Regions from separate parts of the Homo sapiens genome. Here all the other regions are linked to region 1. A link is a contact called in ENCODE Hi-C or POLR2A ChIA-PET data. All regions are on one chromosome and are shown on one strand. Each heading gives the region's core, a stretch centred on a gene start or an enhancer-like site at or near the end of the contact. The rest is flanking DNA. Distances are from core to core; before and after follow the strand shown. Region 1 holds the start of CERS4 (ceramide synthase 4). Region 2 holds the start of CAMSAP3 (calmodulin regulated spectrin associated protein family member 3). Region 3 holds the start of XAB2 (XPA binding protein 2).

The links. Hi-C counts contacts between places; a loop is a spot of excess contacts on that map. ChIA-PET counts read pairs that join two places held with the same protein, here RNA polymerase II (POLR2A). Pooled maps may share reads with other maps.
Region 2: a loop to region 1 is called in a pooled map, with 4 times the contacts of the local background. The contact joins the promoter of CAMSAP3 here to the promoter of CERS4 in region 1. A Hi-C loop is called at or near these places in 1 of 50 pooled maps. POLR2A ChIA-PET finds 5 or more read pairs at or near these places in 2 of 52 experiments (activated CD4-positive, alpha-beta T cell and activated T-cell).
Region 3: a loop to region 1 is called in a pooled map, with 8 times the contacts of the local background. The contact joins the promoter of XAB2 here to the promoter of CERS4 in region 1. A Hi-C loop is called at or near these places in 6 of 50 pooled maps. POLR2A ChIA-PET finds 5 or more read pairs at or near these places in 3 of 52 experiments (WTC11, activated CD4-positive, alpha-beta T cell and activated CD8-positive, alpha-beta memory T cell).

Annotation. Positions count from the first base shown.
Region 1 is chr19:8,207,166-8,212,090 of GRCh38, reverse strand. CERS4 (ceramide synthase 4) reads right to left here and starts at 2,721. Exons shown (of 12, transcript NM_024552.3): 1 at 2,597-2,721; 2 at 1,229-1,385. RefSeq lists a silencer at 2,121-3,040.
Region 2 is chr19:7,593,618-7,598,542 of GRCh38, reverse strand. It overlaps CAMSAP3 (calmodulin regulated spectrin associated protein family member 3), which reads right to left and starts at 2,680. Exons shown (of 17, transcript NM_020902.2): 1 at 2,393-2,680. The coding sequence starts at 2,540. RefSeq lists an enhancer at 1,096-1,701 and a silencer at 2,541-2,980.
Region 3 is chr19:7,626,483-7,630,794 of GRCh38, reverse strand. It overlaps XAB2 (XPA binding protein 2), which reads left to right and starts at 1,250. Exons shown (of 19, transcript NM_020196.3): 1 at 1,250-1,318; 2 at 2,497-2,645; 3 at 2,944-3,067; 4 at 3,355-3,552. The coding sequence starts at 1,268. It overlaps PET100 (PET100 cytochrome c oxidase chaperone), which reads right to left and starts at 1,002. Exons shown (of 4, transcript NM_001171155.2): 1 at 935-1,002; 2 at 136-222. The coding sequence starts at 961. It also overlaps a transcript of STXBP2 not described here. RefSeq lists enhancers at 909-958, 1,219-1,338.

The DNA.
Region 1 (4,925 bases), core at 1,472-3,971:
CCCTGGCAGTTTCTCTCCTCTGCAATTTGCCCACTGGTCTCTTGGCCTGGTTAACTCCTCCTTACCCTTAGCGACCCAGCCAACTGTCACCTCCTCCAGGAGGCCTTCCCTGACTCCTCCTTAGGCTGAGTCAGGTGACTCCTCTGGACTCCCCCTGACCCCAGGCATGACTCTGAATTTTTTTTTTTTTTTTTTTTTTTGGAGATAGTCTCACTTTGTTGCCCAGGCTGGAGTGCAGTGGCGCGATCTCGGCTCACTGCAAATTCTGCCTCCCAGGTTCAAGAGATTCTCCTGCCTCAGTCTCCCATGCAGCTGAGATTACAGGTACATGCCACCACGCCCGGCTAATTTTTGTATTTCTAGTAGAGATGGGGTTTCACCATGTTGGCCAGGCTGCTCTCGAACTCCTGACCTTAGGTGATCTGCCTGCCTCAGCTTCCCAAAGTGCTGGGATTACAGGCGTGAGCCACCACGCCCAGCCCCTCCGTGATATTTTAATAGCCTCCAGCTCTGTGATATTCTCGTGATATTTTAATAGCCTGTTTAGCACGTATTCACAACCAGCCAGGCACTGTGTTCAGCTCTTTACCTATAGGTCATGACTGCTATTATCCCATTTTACAGGTGGAGAAACTGAAGCAGGAAGTGGTGAAGTCAGTAGCCCGGAGGCCCTCAACTCAAAGTGGCAGGACAGGGCTGGGGGGTGGTCAGGCTCAAGCCCAGCCAGTCGGAAAGGGAGAAGCTTGTGGTGCTCAGAGAAGGGGACAGGGCAGCGAGCTCCCAAGGCACCTGCCTTTCTGTGCCATCCCACGGGTGGGAGGAGGGAACCTGGGCCCACTTCTGCTGCCAACTACAGGCATCCCAGTGGCTCCTGAGCCAAGACATTCTGTGCCACGCACTGGGTCAACCGCTTTATTCAACCTGCAGACAGCCCTGGGTCAGGAGGTGGACACTGTTGTGAATTTCTCAGAGGAGAAATGGAAGCCCATACATCCCCCTGAACTCCCACCGGGCGTTAGAACCCTCTCCGGTTCCTTAGGGGTGTGGCTGCCACCGAGATCTGCCTAGCCTCGGCTTTCATCGATCCATGAACACTCCCAGGCTCAGATACTACTGACCCATTTTACAGATGGGTAAACTGAAGCTCAGAAACCTTTCCCTGGGGGCCCTACAGCCAGTTCAACGACCAAGGCCGCCCCCCACCCCCCACACCCCAGGCTCAAAGTACCTCTGCTGGCAGTGGGTGAGCTGGAAAAACAGGTAAGGAAAGTCCTCAATGCCTCTTCCTCCACGCCTGGCTGGGCCTGCTGGGGCCCAGGTGCACTGAATGAGGCTTCTAATCAGTCCCCCAGCTCCACTTCTGTGTTTATTCACAGCAGCTGCTCCTGGAAGGCAGACCCATTTGAGGCTGGGGGAGGCCGAGGGCTTCAAAGACAATTCCACAGTCCAGGAACCCTATCCCCATATAACAGACCCAGGTCGCCCCAGTGGGGTCACCCTGGCCTCTGCGCTCAGATGCCTGAGACCTTGCCTGAGCTCAGACTGGAGTCGATGGGAGCATTCCCCCATCTGGTAGGTTTTGCAAACCACAACAGCCTCTCCCCCTGCCCACCTTCCTGTGTCCCCCAGAGCAGCTTCTCCTCAAGTCTCCCAACCCAGCAATGAAAGCCTCTTCTATATACTCCTAACTACCCAGGAGAAACATCGGTCCCCCACGCTCCACTTGCAAACAGACAGAATTAGACGATGTTACTCTGCCAAAGCGAATTTTCAGTTCACCCACTTCCTATCACACCTTCCAGCCAGGTCAAGCCAGAAGCCCCCTTCCAAGTATCCCCATCTCTCCTACCCACAGCGGCTACGGGATGTTCTTAAGACACAATCCGATCACGCCATGCACCTGCTGTTCCAAGCCTCCCTGGTCCCCACCGCCCCGAGAACGGGTTCCACACTCTCCTCGCCGCTTCCCAGGCCCCGGCCAACCTCTCTCCACCTCAGACCCTCCCTCTCCGCGTTTCAGCCAGGCTGGCCTCTTTTCTGCTCCGCACACACTCCCGGCTAGGCCCTGGGCCTAAAAAGCCCTCGCTGGCTGGTCCAACCAGGCCAAATGACATTATCCCCGCCTGGGCACCTCCACCTCACCCCGGCCGCCTGATGGGTTAGCTCGGGCTTGGAATGACGTGTTTAAGCGGTTCTCAGAAGCCGTCTACGCGGCCGGGCTGCGGACTCCGAGGCCAGGGCCCCAGCTGCGTCCCCAGCCCTGGCACGTCGGGGAAACGGGGCGCTCCCCCGGCTCACACATCCGGATTCCCCCGCGTCACGAGGCCAGGATCGCCCCTACTCGCTCCAGCCCGTTTCACAGCCGCGTCCTCGGGCACCCGTTGCGCCCCGGCCCTCGTGGGGGAGCGCGGATAGCTCGGGGAGACGGCCATGATGGGAAGCCCCGAGGGGGACAGTCCCCGGCGGGGTGATGGGGGCTGGAGCCCAGCTGCGAGTGGGGGCCGGGCTGGGGCCGCCATGGCCGCGGAGGCGGGGCCGGGGACCGCCGTGAGGGTGGCGTTCGGGGCGGTGTTCGCGGCGCGGGGTGCTCGCTTACCTGGGGGTGCAGGCGGCCGGGCGCACCGAGGGCCGGCGGCGGGGCTGGGGACGGCGCGCCTAGCGGGCTACCCGGAGCAGCTGCAGACACGCGCCGCCCGCCCCAGGCAGCCGGACTCTGCTCCTGGCCGGGCCTCGGCCCCCAGCAGGGGAAAAAAGGCTTGAGTGGGGGGAGCCCGGGGCGGGGCCGTGGGGGCGGGGCCTGGGCGGGGCACGCGCCCCGGAACGGTGGGGCCTGGCGCGGGGCTGGGGCCCTGGAGAGGCGGGGCCTGGCGCGGGGCGGGGGACTTGGAGGGGCAGGGCCTGGAGCGGGCGCCGGGTCCTCCAGGCGCTTGCCCCCCTCGACGCAACTAGGCCTCTCCCTGGCCCCCGACCCCGCACCCGCACCCCATCCCCGCCCCCGTCCCCGCCCCCCCATTCTCGCCCCCGCCCCCGTTCCCGCTCCGCCCATCTCTGCCCCGCGGCGCGCCTGGCCCGGGTCCAGCCTAGCGTTTCTAGTCTGCGCCTTATCTCTCCCCTTTGAACCCAGTATTGTCCGCTGCGCGCTCCGTCCGGCCCCGGCTTCACCCCTGTTCGCTGTCTGTCTCCCCGGCCCCCTCCCAGGTCCCCTCTTCTGCCCGAGATGCTCTGGCTCTGCTCATCTGTCCACACCCCCACACTCCCGGGGCGCCCTGAGCCTCTGGGGCGCGCAGTTGGATGGTGCACAGGGGAGGCCCAGATTTCTCCAGGCCTCAGCGGCCACCCTGGGTACCCCGAGTCTGGGGCCCTGTTGGAGGGCCAGTCCAGGGGTTCGCCCGAGGCGCGCGCGGGGGCCAACCGAGGCGGTGAGGGCACCGGGCAAAGGCTGCGATTTGGTGGGGTGCAGGGGTCAGGCGACAGAGCTGGGGAGATAAGATGGGAGATAGGCCGGGTGGGTGGTGGCGCAGCCCTGGTTTTGGCTGAGGGCAGCAGCAGTGGGGGCTGGGTCCCCCGCTTGCCTGGTAGAACCGAAAATGACCCAGTCTCAGCAGCGCGCAGGGGCAGGGAGCCTGGGCGATCCCTGAACAGAGGACAGCCCCAGGGGTTTTCATAGTCGCTGGCCCACCGCATGTACTCTGGGCAAGTGGCTTCGCCTTTGGACAATAAGCCTCTGTAAAATGGGGATAATAAACCTTTCTCTGACTCAGCTCAGCAGACCCAAGACCCATGGGGTGAAGTTGGGGCCTCCCTGCCACAGGGCCCTAGGCAAGCTGAGATTTGATTTCCTCACACAGACAGGGGCGCGGGGGGCGGGGCGGTCAGGGAGGCAGGAGACCTCTGTTGCAAGTGTGGAAGAACCTGTCCCTCCAAGTTCAGACTCCTGGCGTTTGCACTTGGCCTTCCCTCTGCTACACTGTTTCTCTTTTCTTTTTTCTTTTTCTTTTTTTTTTTTTGAGACGGAGTCTTGCATTGTGGCCCGGGCTGGACTGCAATGGCATGATCTCGGCTCACTGCAACTTCTGCATCCTGGTTTCATTCGATTCTCCTGCCTCAGCCTCCCGAGTAGCTAGGATTACAGGCGCCCACAACACCCGGCTAATTTATATATATATATATTTTTTTTTTTGGAGAGACGGGGGTTTCACAATGTTGGCCAGACTGATCTCAAACTCCTGACCTCGTGATCCACCAGCCTTGGCTTCCCAAAGTGCTGGGATTACAGGCGTGAGCCAGCATGCCCGACCTTCTCTTTTCTTTTTTTAAAAAAATCTGTTAGAGGCTGGGTGCGGTGGCTCACACCTGTAATCCCAGCACTTTGGGAGGCTGAGGCGGGTGGATCACCTGAGGTCAGGAGTTTGAGACCAGCCTGGCCAACGTGGCAAAATCCCATCTCTACTAAAAACACAAAAATTAGCCTGGAGTAGAATTACGTGAACCCAGGAGGCAGAGGTTGCAGTGCGTGGAGATCGTGCCACTGCACTCCAGCCTGGACAACAGAGTGAGACTCTATCAAAAAAAATTTCGTTAAAGATGGGAGTCTCACTCTGTTGCCCAGGCTAGAATGGAATGTCATGATCCCAGCTCATTGCAGCCTGGGACTCCAGGGCTCAAGCAGTCCTCTCACCTCAGCCTCCAGAGGAGCTAGGACTATAGATGCCTGCCACCATGCCCGGCTAATTTTTTTTTGTTTTAAATAAAAAAACTTTGGTAGGCAGGGTGTGGTGGCTCATGCCTGTAATCCCAGCACTTTGGGAGGCCGAGGCAGGTGGATCACGTGAGGTCAGGAGTTCGAGACCAGCCTGGCCAATATGGCGAAACCCCTTCTCTACTAAAAATACCAAAGTTAGCTGGGCATGGTGTTGCGCACCTGT
Region 2 (4,925 bases), core at 1,431-3,930, 610 kb after region 1:
TGCACAGCCTTCTCACACCTGTGCCTTGGAGTTGCCAGAACTATCCCTTCCTCTGAGCCATCACTACTCCCACGGGGCCACTGCATACCTGATCTTGTCAGTTCCCAACACTGTCCGTGGCTCCCCAGTACCCTTGGATCCATAACCAGGGGCCTGAAGGGCCTTCCTCAGTCTGACCAGCCTCCCTTATCTCCCACCGCCACCCCGGGGACCTGCATCTTATTCTCTGAGAACTCCCTGCTGGTCCACACTCCGAGCCTTTGCCCACTGCCCACACATCTCTTCTCCGTGTCAAACTTCCATGCATCCTTCCAGACTCAAATCTTTCCACCTGTGGGATCTCTTCCCTCCCTGGAAGATTTCAAGAATTTCTTTCCCCAGGCCCCGCTGGCCAGCTTCCCTATGATCTGGTTTCCTGCCCATCCCCCTCTGCCCCATATCCATCCCCTGCCGTCTCCTCTACACCCTGAGCGCCCAGCCCAGCACCTGATAGGTATCATACCGTCAAGAGTCCCCAGAGCTCATGAATCTTGTAGAACTCTGCTCCCATTTCCTTCAGCCCTTCTCCTCTTTTTAGGGGAGTGGAACAGGGAACAGATTGAACTTGACCCTCACGGTAGAGGCAGCCACTGCCGTGTGTCACACAGCAGAGGGAGCTGGGTCAACAAGAACAGAACTGGGTGAGTCAGGGCACTGGGAGCTCACCAACACCCCTCATCAGAAGTTTGCTTTGCTGTCTTCAAAATGGGATAATTTCTACTCTGATTCCTGGCCAGGGGATAATGGATAACGTTAATATTATTCATCAAAATATACCACCGCCAATCACACCAGCAGCGAGCAACCGTTTCGCATGTATCACGCGCCCCGTGCCACGCGAAGAATTCTGTGGTCACTACAGCTTTTACGCCTCCCAGCAACCTTGCAAAGAGGTAACGGGGGGTCTCCATCACTGGAGCAGTGCCCTACACATAGCAAGTGCCCCTGCCCCACAAACATTCGCAAAACAGATAAGTCTGTGAATGAACGCCTTCTTTTATAGAAGGGGAAACAGAAGCTCAGATAATTGGGATAATTCGCATTCTGGTGCAGCTGGACTTCACATTCAATTCTGACACTCCACGTTGAGTTCTCTACAGCCTGGTAACCTTGGAAGTGAGGAGCTGGGGCTGTCCTGGCTGTCCAATGCCCAATCTCTTTCTTCCTCAAGCAAATATCTGCAGGGAGGTAGACCCCAGAGTGGGAAATGCATGCATGGAACGACGCAGACAGAGACTGTCTGGGAGAAAGAGGGACAGGCTGGGGCGGAACCAGGAGACGGACAGCTGTCACTGAGACCCACACCCAGAACAGGTTGATCTGGGAAGGCCAGGGAGAGGGGGGATGGGCTGTGCCAACACCAGTGGGCAGAACCAGTGGGAGAAAAGGATGTACCCCCACAGCTCCCCGCTGGAAAGCCCAGACCTTAATTAACCCCTGTCTTCTCTGGCCAGGCCCTGACTCCTAGCTCTGGCCTGGGGTTGTGAAGCTGCCCAAAGCCGAGACTGAGTGTTTCCAGGGCCTCTAATCCCGGGGACCCGGGATTACGGCATCCTCCCCATTAGGGTGGCTCGGGCTCTCAGGCAAGCGGGCCTGGGGGAGGGAGTGAAGGATCTGCTCTAATGGGAGAAGGCCCCGCAGCCGGGAGGAGCGGGGGGCCCACCCCAGGCGATCTTGTACTACCCATTTCCCTTCAGCTGGGCTCGCCAACCTCCCCAGTAAAATGGGGCCATAAGTCGCAGCTGCCAGGCGCTGGAGGGGGCTATGGAGGCGAAAGGGGGTTCCCAGAGCTCCCCGGTCGCCGCCCGCAGCGCGGCCAGGGCCGACGCGGGGTGTGTGTTGGGGCCTGGGGGTCGTGCGGTGGTGGAGACCGGAGCGCTCGAGACCCCCCAGCGAGGTCGGGGTCTGGGTCTCCAGGGTGTGTGGCGGGGGAAGAGACCGAGAGGAGATCCTCGCAGGGGCGTGATGTGTGTAAAAGAGAAGAAGGCGTGCAAGGGAAGGCCTTGGGGGTGCGGGAGGCGGGAACGAGAGGTCCGCACGGGGAGACCCCACCCGGCCCGCAGACCCCGCCCGGCTCACCTGGAGGCTTGGACGCCGGGGACCCCCGCGCGGAGCTGGGCCGCGGGCCCCACCCCCACCGCGCTCCCGCAGCCGGCGGGGCAAAGTCCACCGCCCGGGCCGAGCAGGAAGCTCGGAGGCCCCGGCGCGGCAGGGGCCCGAGCCCGGGGACCCCCGGCGGCCGGCGCTATTGTTCCCACGGCCCCCTGCCTTCCCGGCCCGGCGCCCCGCCCCCCCCCAGCACCTGCCGCGCCCGGCCCGCCGCCCCCGACCCCGGTCCCCCGAGCCCCGGTACCTGCGCCCCCGAACGCGGCCCGCAGCACCCACGCCAGGCTGGCCGCCGCCTTGGCCCGCGAGAAATCGTACTGGTCCAGCGACTTGATCTCGGGCACTAGAAAGGTCCTCCGCAGCGGCCCGGGCCCGGGGGGCGCCGCCTCCACCATGGCGGCGCCGGGGCTGCGGGCGCCGGGTCCGCGCTCGGACTGGGCTGGGCTGGGCTGCGCCGCGCTCGCGCCCCAGCCGGGCCCGCTGCTGCTACCGCCGCTGCCGCCGCCGCCGCCGCCGCCGCTGCTGAGCCAGGTGCGGCCGCTTGCGCTGGCGACGCTGCGTCGGGCCCGCCCCGGGGAGGAGCCCAGGTGCGCCCCGCCCCCGAACCCGGACCCGGACCCTGGCGCGCCCCTGCGCCCCGCCCGGGCCCCTCACTGCAGTGTGCACGGAGCAGCAGGGGCGGGGCGGAGGGGGGCGGCCTGGACTGCGGCGATGGTGGAGGGAGCTTGCGGAGGACTGAGTGTGTATGTGTGCGCGCGCGCGTGTGTGAGTGTGTGCGCGCGCGCCTAGCTTACTGGAAAGGATTAGGGACCCTCTGTGTGTGCCAGCCCCAGTGTCTACCCTTAGGCGTAGGAGCTCCTGCAAGTGCTTGCAATAAACGCCGGCCCTCAGGCAGAGAGTGGTTGGGTGCACCTGTTTCTGATTATGTTAGTGAAGGCACAAGAATATGAGTGTCTTCGTATCTGTGTATCTCTGAATACATTTGGGTGGTGACCAAGTGTATTGGGGGGTGTCTAGGGGTGTGTGTGTGTGGGGTATGTATCTGGGCACGTGTAAGTGTGTGTTTAATTTGTTGTGTGTACAAGGATATGTATTATATAGATGTCTGTATCCTGAGGATGGATGGAAGTGATGAGTGTGTGTCTGTTTTTTGTTTTTGTTTTTGTTTTTGTTTTTGAGACAGGGTCTCACTCACTCTGTCTCCCAGGCTGGAGTGCAGTGGCGCGATCTCGACTCACTGCAACCTCCGCCTCCCAGGCTCAAGCGATTCTCCTGCCTCAGCCTCCCGAGTAGCTGGGATTACGGGGTTGCGCCACCACTCCCGGCTAATTTTTGTATTTTTAGTAGAGTTGGGGTTTCACCATGTTAGCCAGGCTAGTCTCAAACTCCTGACCTCAGGTGATCACCCGCCTCAGCCTCCCAAAGTGCTGGGATTACAGGCGGCAGCCACCGTGCCCGGCTGTGTGTGTGTTTTTGGAGTGCTGTGAGTATGTCTATCTCTGTGCATCTGAACGTACTGGTGTGTTGTATGAGGCTGTTATTGATGCCTCTGTCAATGCAGGAGTATGGAGAGACATTGAGAGTGTGTGTATTTCAGGCCGAGAGCGGTGGCCACGAGTGTAATCCCAGCACTTTGGGAGGCCAAGGCGGGCAGATCACTTGAGGCCAGGAGTTCAAGAGTAGCCTGGCCAACATAGCAAAACCCCGTCTCTACTAAAAATAAAATTTTTAAAAATTAGCCGGGCATAATGGTGCATGCCTGTAATCCCAAGTACTCGGGAGGCTGAGGCGGGAGAATCGCTTGAACCAGGGAGGCAGAAGCTGAGATAGTGCCACTGCACTCCAGCTTGGCCAACAGAGTGAGACCCTGTCTCAAAAAAAAAAAAAAAGTGTGTATATTTCTGCAAGAGTGTGACTATTTGTGTCTATGAGTGTCCTTGCGTAGCTGTACTGGGTGTATTTGCAAGTGTCTTTGTGTATTATTCTGGTATCTGCAGTGTGTGCTGGGAGAAGGCTCTGTGTGGAGGTGAGGCTGTGTGTCTAAGTGGGTTTGTATTTGAGTATGTGAATCTGGCTATATGCACATGGATGTGTGATTGATTGATTGATTGATTTTTTGAGACGGAGTCTCGCTCTATCGCTCAGGCTGGAGTGCAGTGGTGCGATCTTGGCTCACTGCAAGCTCTGCCTCCTGGGTTCATGCCATTCTCCTGCCTCAGCCTCCCGAGTAGCTGGGACTACAGGCACCCGCCACCACGCCCGGCTGGTTTTTTGTATTTTTTTTTAAGTAGAGACCGGGTTTCACCATGTTAGCCAGGATGGTCTCGATCTCCTGACCTCGTGATCCGCCCAACTCGGCCTCCTGAAGTGCTGGGATTACAGGCTTGAGGCACCGCGCCCAGCAGATGTGTGATTTATGATGAGCAGTTCCTGACTATATTTTTGTGCATATATGTGTGTTTATATGTGAGTATCTTTGTGGATTTGAATATATGGTGGGTGCCTGTGACAGATTGTGTAGGCATGAAAGCAGGTATACCTGTGCAAGAATGCCTGTTTCTGCTGGGTGCAGTGGCTCATGCCTGTAATCCCAGTGCTTTGGGAGGCTGAGGCGGGTGGATCACCTGAGGTCAGGAGTTCAAAACCAGCCTGGCCAACATGGTGAAACCCCATCTCTACTAAAAATACAAAAGTTAGCCGGGCGTGGTTGCCCACACCTATAATTGCAGCTACTTGGGAGGCTGAGGCAGGAGAATCGCTTGAACCCAGGAGGCAGAGGT
Region 3 (4,312 bases), core at 1-2,500, 580 kb after region 1:
GAGCCAAAGGCCTCCAGAGCCCCACATCAGGGCAGGGTCGGCTTATGGGAGGCAGACATTAGTCCCCAGCAGACTGCTGCCCCACACCCTCTCCCACCCCTGGAATGAACCCTCAAACACTCCTCTTATGCCCACCTTGCGCTGTATGACATCGTCCTCAAACCACTCGGCCTGATTGGAAACCCAGAACATAGCCACAGGGAAAGTGAGGTAGATTATCATCTGGAATGGCAGAGGGTGGGTGAGGTGAGCTCCCCCCAAGCAATGTGCAGAGGCTCCTCAGAGCCTGGGGGACCCATCCTACTGCAGAGTCCAGAAGCGCCTCGTTACGGCCGACCCAAGAATCCCAGAACTCCCACCAAGGGTACAGAAACCTCGCACCCTAAAACCTAACTCCTATAATCCAGGAGGCCTCATTCCTGAAAGTTCCCTCTGAGCTGGAGTCTTCCTCTCAAACACAGACAGACACACAGACGCCCCAGCTACAATCAAAAGCATCTCCTCGAGACCTCATTACCCATCCCCACTTAAGATCCCGGGAGCACCCCCAAACCCAGGAGGCGTCACTCTTCAACTCCACTTCTCGAAGTCTAGGAATCTCCCTGTCATAGACACCCACCCACCACGAGCCCGAGAGCTCCCCCAGGATCTTAAGTCTTCCTTCTTTAGAGCCCCCTTCTCAGCTCACCCCTCTCTGAGGTCCTTCCTCGGACCAGCCCTCTCACAGCCCCCAAACCCAGAAGCCCAAATCCGAGAACCCCCCCAGCCCAGCGTCCCCTCTCCTGGATTTCCAACCAGAAAGGTTCCTCTCAAATCTTAAGAGCTTTCTCCTTGGAGCTCCCTCTTCCTTTGAAGTCCCCCCATTTCCAACCTCATCTTCAGATCCAGGAAGATCCCCTGCCCAGCCTCCCAACCCACTCCTGTGTCCACTGACCCGAAATATCTCCAGCTTCACCCCCATCTCGTTTCTCCCGGTCAACAAAGCCAGTTCCGCCCAAAGCCGACCCTCCAGCAAGACAGAAGCTCACTGGTGTTTTGCACGCTCCATTGCTGAAGCTGATTGGCCAATGTGTATCCTGATGGCGCATCTTCTGGCGCCTCTATTCTGCTTCCGGTCGCTGGCGTCGTCGAAAAGAAGTCAATAACGTGGGCCTGTCCGTCAAAAATGATTTAACCAATAGAAAACGGGTCTGGCTCGGAGGGGCGGGCCGTCAGTGGTAGACGTCATAAGCGCGCGACTCTCTCCTGTACCTGGGCATCCAGAAAAATGGTGGTGATGGCGCGACTCTCGCGGCCCGAGCGGCCGGACCTTGTCTTCGTGAGTCCACAGAGGAGCCGGGGGTGGCCTGCGTTGGGGCATTGGGACCTGGACGCCGCAGGGGATCGAGGCTGGGTCGGCAAGGAGATTTAGGCCGAAACTGCCAGGCCAAGGTCTGGGAACCCTAATGGGCCAGAGACCGGATCGTCATGTCCGCACCGAACTGTCCAGGAGTAAAAATATGGTGTTGTATCTTCGGGTCTGAGTAGAAAACCACTGTCGAAGGGAAGCGTCTAGCCTCCCGAACCAGGGGCGGAAATGGGGGCGTGCAGGGAATGGGAGAGGAGGAAGATCGCATAACTGAACCTTGAGAGGTGAAGATCGGTGTCTGAAGTAAAGGCTTGCTTACGAGGCCAGGGTTCTGGTTTCTGGGATGAAGGCTTGGTTTTCTGGATAGCGGTCTCTAGGCCTGGACTGCAGCATGACAGTTTCTGGGGTGGTGGCCAGGCTAGAAGAACCCTGGTGATGTGGAGCTTGTCAGGCGATGGCCAGTGAAATACTTACTCTCTGGAGTAGAGGCGTGACATCTTCACCAGATTCTTGGTGTGCAGAGTTAAAGGCTTGGCTTCTGGTGTATAACTCCTCCTGTGAGATAAAGGCCTAGCTTTTAATTTCTGGGGCAGAGTTGAGCTAGACGCTGGCTAGTGGGATCCTGGGGGCGGGGCTAGTGGCTTGGAATCTGGACCTGAGAGCCCTGGTGGCTGGGGTAAAGATCTGGTCATCTGGGCCTGGGGTGGAGATGGGTCAGATGGTGACAGTGGGAGTCTGAGGGGCCAAAGGCCTGGTGTCTGGGAAGAGGCACGTTTTGAAGAAGTGGGGTCTGGTGTCCAGGACTGGCATCTGGGCCAGGGCCTTGGTATCTAAGGAGTCTGACCATCTGGGGCAGAAAGCGAGTGGTGATGCGGACTCATTCCTGGCCCAGAGCCCTAATGACTGAGAAGTCTGATGATTTGGGTTCGATTTTGGGTAGTTGAATTCTGAGGGGTAAAGGTCTGGGCCACTGTCTTGGTGTCGGGCATCTGGTTTGGTGCCTGGGCATCTGGTGACCTGACTTCCTTGGTGGGTGGTGGGATCTAGGTAAAAGTCCGGAGTTTGGACCTGAGCCCCAGCAGTGGGATGGTGCTGCACACAGGCTCTGAGGGTAGGCCTCTCTTCTTCCCATTCCCTGGCCCTGGCAGGAGGAAGAGGACCTCCCCTATGAGGAGGAAATCATGCGGAACCAATTCTCTGTCAAATGCTGGCTTCGCTACATCGAGTTCAAACAGGGCGCCCCGAAGCCCAGGCTCAATCAGCTATACGAGCGGGCACTCAAGCTGCTGCCCTGCAGGTGGGAATGGCTCCAGCTGCCCTGCCCACCAGCCCCCACCCCACCTGGTCCAGTTATAACAAAACTGCCAAGTGGGTCCCGGGTCCCGGGTGATTGCTTCGTGTTTCATCACTGACCTGTACATCCCTTGATGGGTCAGCACACCTTCTCTGATGTCCCAGTCTGTCCCTGTCATTGCTGAGACATGTCACCCCTCCCACACCCCTTCTTCCCACATTTGCCAACTGGGGCAGGGCAAATGGTTCTGGGGGTGTCCATAAAGCTGACCGATCAGCATCTGTCCCCTCCTATTCCCCAGCTACAAACTCTGGTACCGATACCTGAAGGCGCGTCGGGCACAGGTGAAGCATCGCTGTGTGACCGACCCTGCCTATGAAGATGTCAACAACTGTCATGAGAGGGCCTTTGTGTTCATGCACAAGGTTTGGGGCTCGGCGAGGGGATGAATCGGGAAGTGGAGCTCAGTCCATGGTGGTGGGTGGGGCGGGGACAGGGGCTGGGCTCAGCATGTTAGGGATGGGGGCTTGGATTCCTGTTGCTTCTTTGCATGGGAAGTTGGGCTGGACTCAGTCCTGGAGCTGGGGGTTTCTGGGTCCCGCCGCATTTATGTGGTGGCCCCAGGTGTGGCTCAGCCACAGGACATCGAGTGTCTGTGGCCAGGCCATGGAGTCCGTGGCTTAGCCCCAGCCGCCTCTCCCCACACCCCCAGATGCCTCGTCTGTGGCTAGATTACTGCCAGTTCCTCATGGACCAGGGGCGCGTCACACACACCCGCCGCACCTTCGACCGTGCCCTCCGGGCACTGCCCATCACGCAGCACTCTCGAATTTGGCCCCTGTATCTGCGCTTCCTGCGCTCACACCCACTGCCTGAGACAGCTGTGCGAGGCTATCGGCGCTTCCTCAAGGTGAGCCTAGCAGGTGCGCTGGTTCCCCAGGTTAGTTTCCAGAAACGGCCTCACTGTGACACTAGCTCCGCGTAGGATGTCACCCAGCAGACGGGATGTGGGAAGAGGCTCCTGGAGATGCATGTGTTTTGTTGTTGTCCGTGATTCATGTCTTTATTTTCCAAATAGTTTGTTCACACTGGTTTCACATTAGGCATAGCGATGGGTGCTGAGGACAGTGTGACTAAGACACTCCCTGCCTGCACGGAGCTTTTAGTCTAAGTAGGAAGACAGATGCATATGAGCTGATGGCATGAACTAGAGTAAAACCACAGCCATGAAGAGGGCCAGGAATAGGGGTGGGGAGAAGCAGGCAGGGTGGAGAGTGGAAGCACCAGCCGGGCGGGAGTGGGGCATGGTTTGCTCAAACTTAAAGTATCTGTTTTATGACGTTTGGATTCTAAGCTGGACCAGTCAGGACTGAGGCTGGACCCGTGGGGCCCAGGCTGGACACTATAGTCAAGGCTGGACCCATGGGATCAAGGCTGACCCAAAGGGGCCAAGGCTAGACCAGTCAGGACTGAGGCTGGACTAGTGGAGCCAAGGCTGGACCCATTGTGGGTTGGGGGTCAATTCTAACCCAAAAGGACCAAGGCTGGACCATTGGGGCTGAGACTGGACCACCGCAGTCAAGGCTGTGCCCTTGCGGGTCAAGGCTAACCCAAAAAGTCCACAGCTGGTCTAGTCAGGACTGAGGCTGGACCAGTGGAGCCAAGGCAGG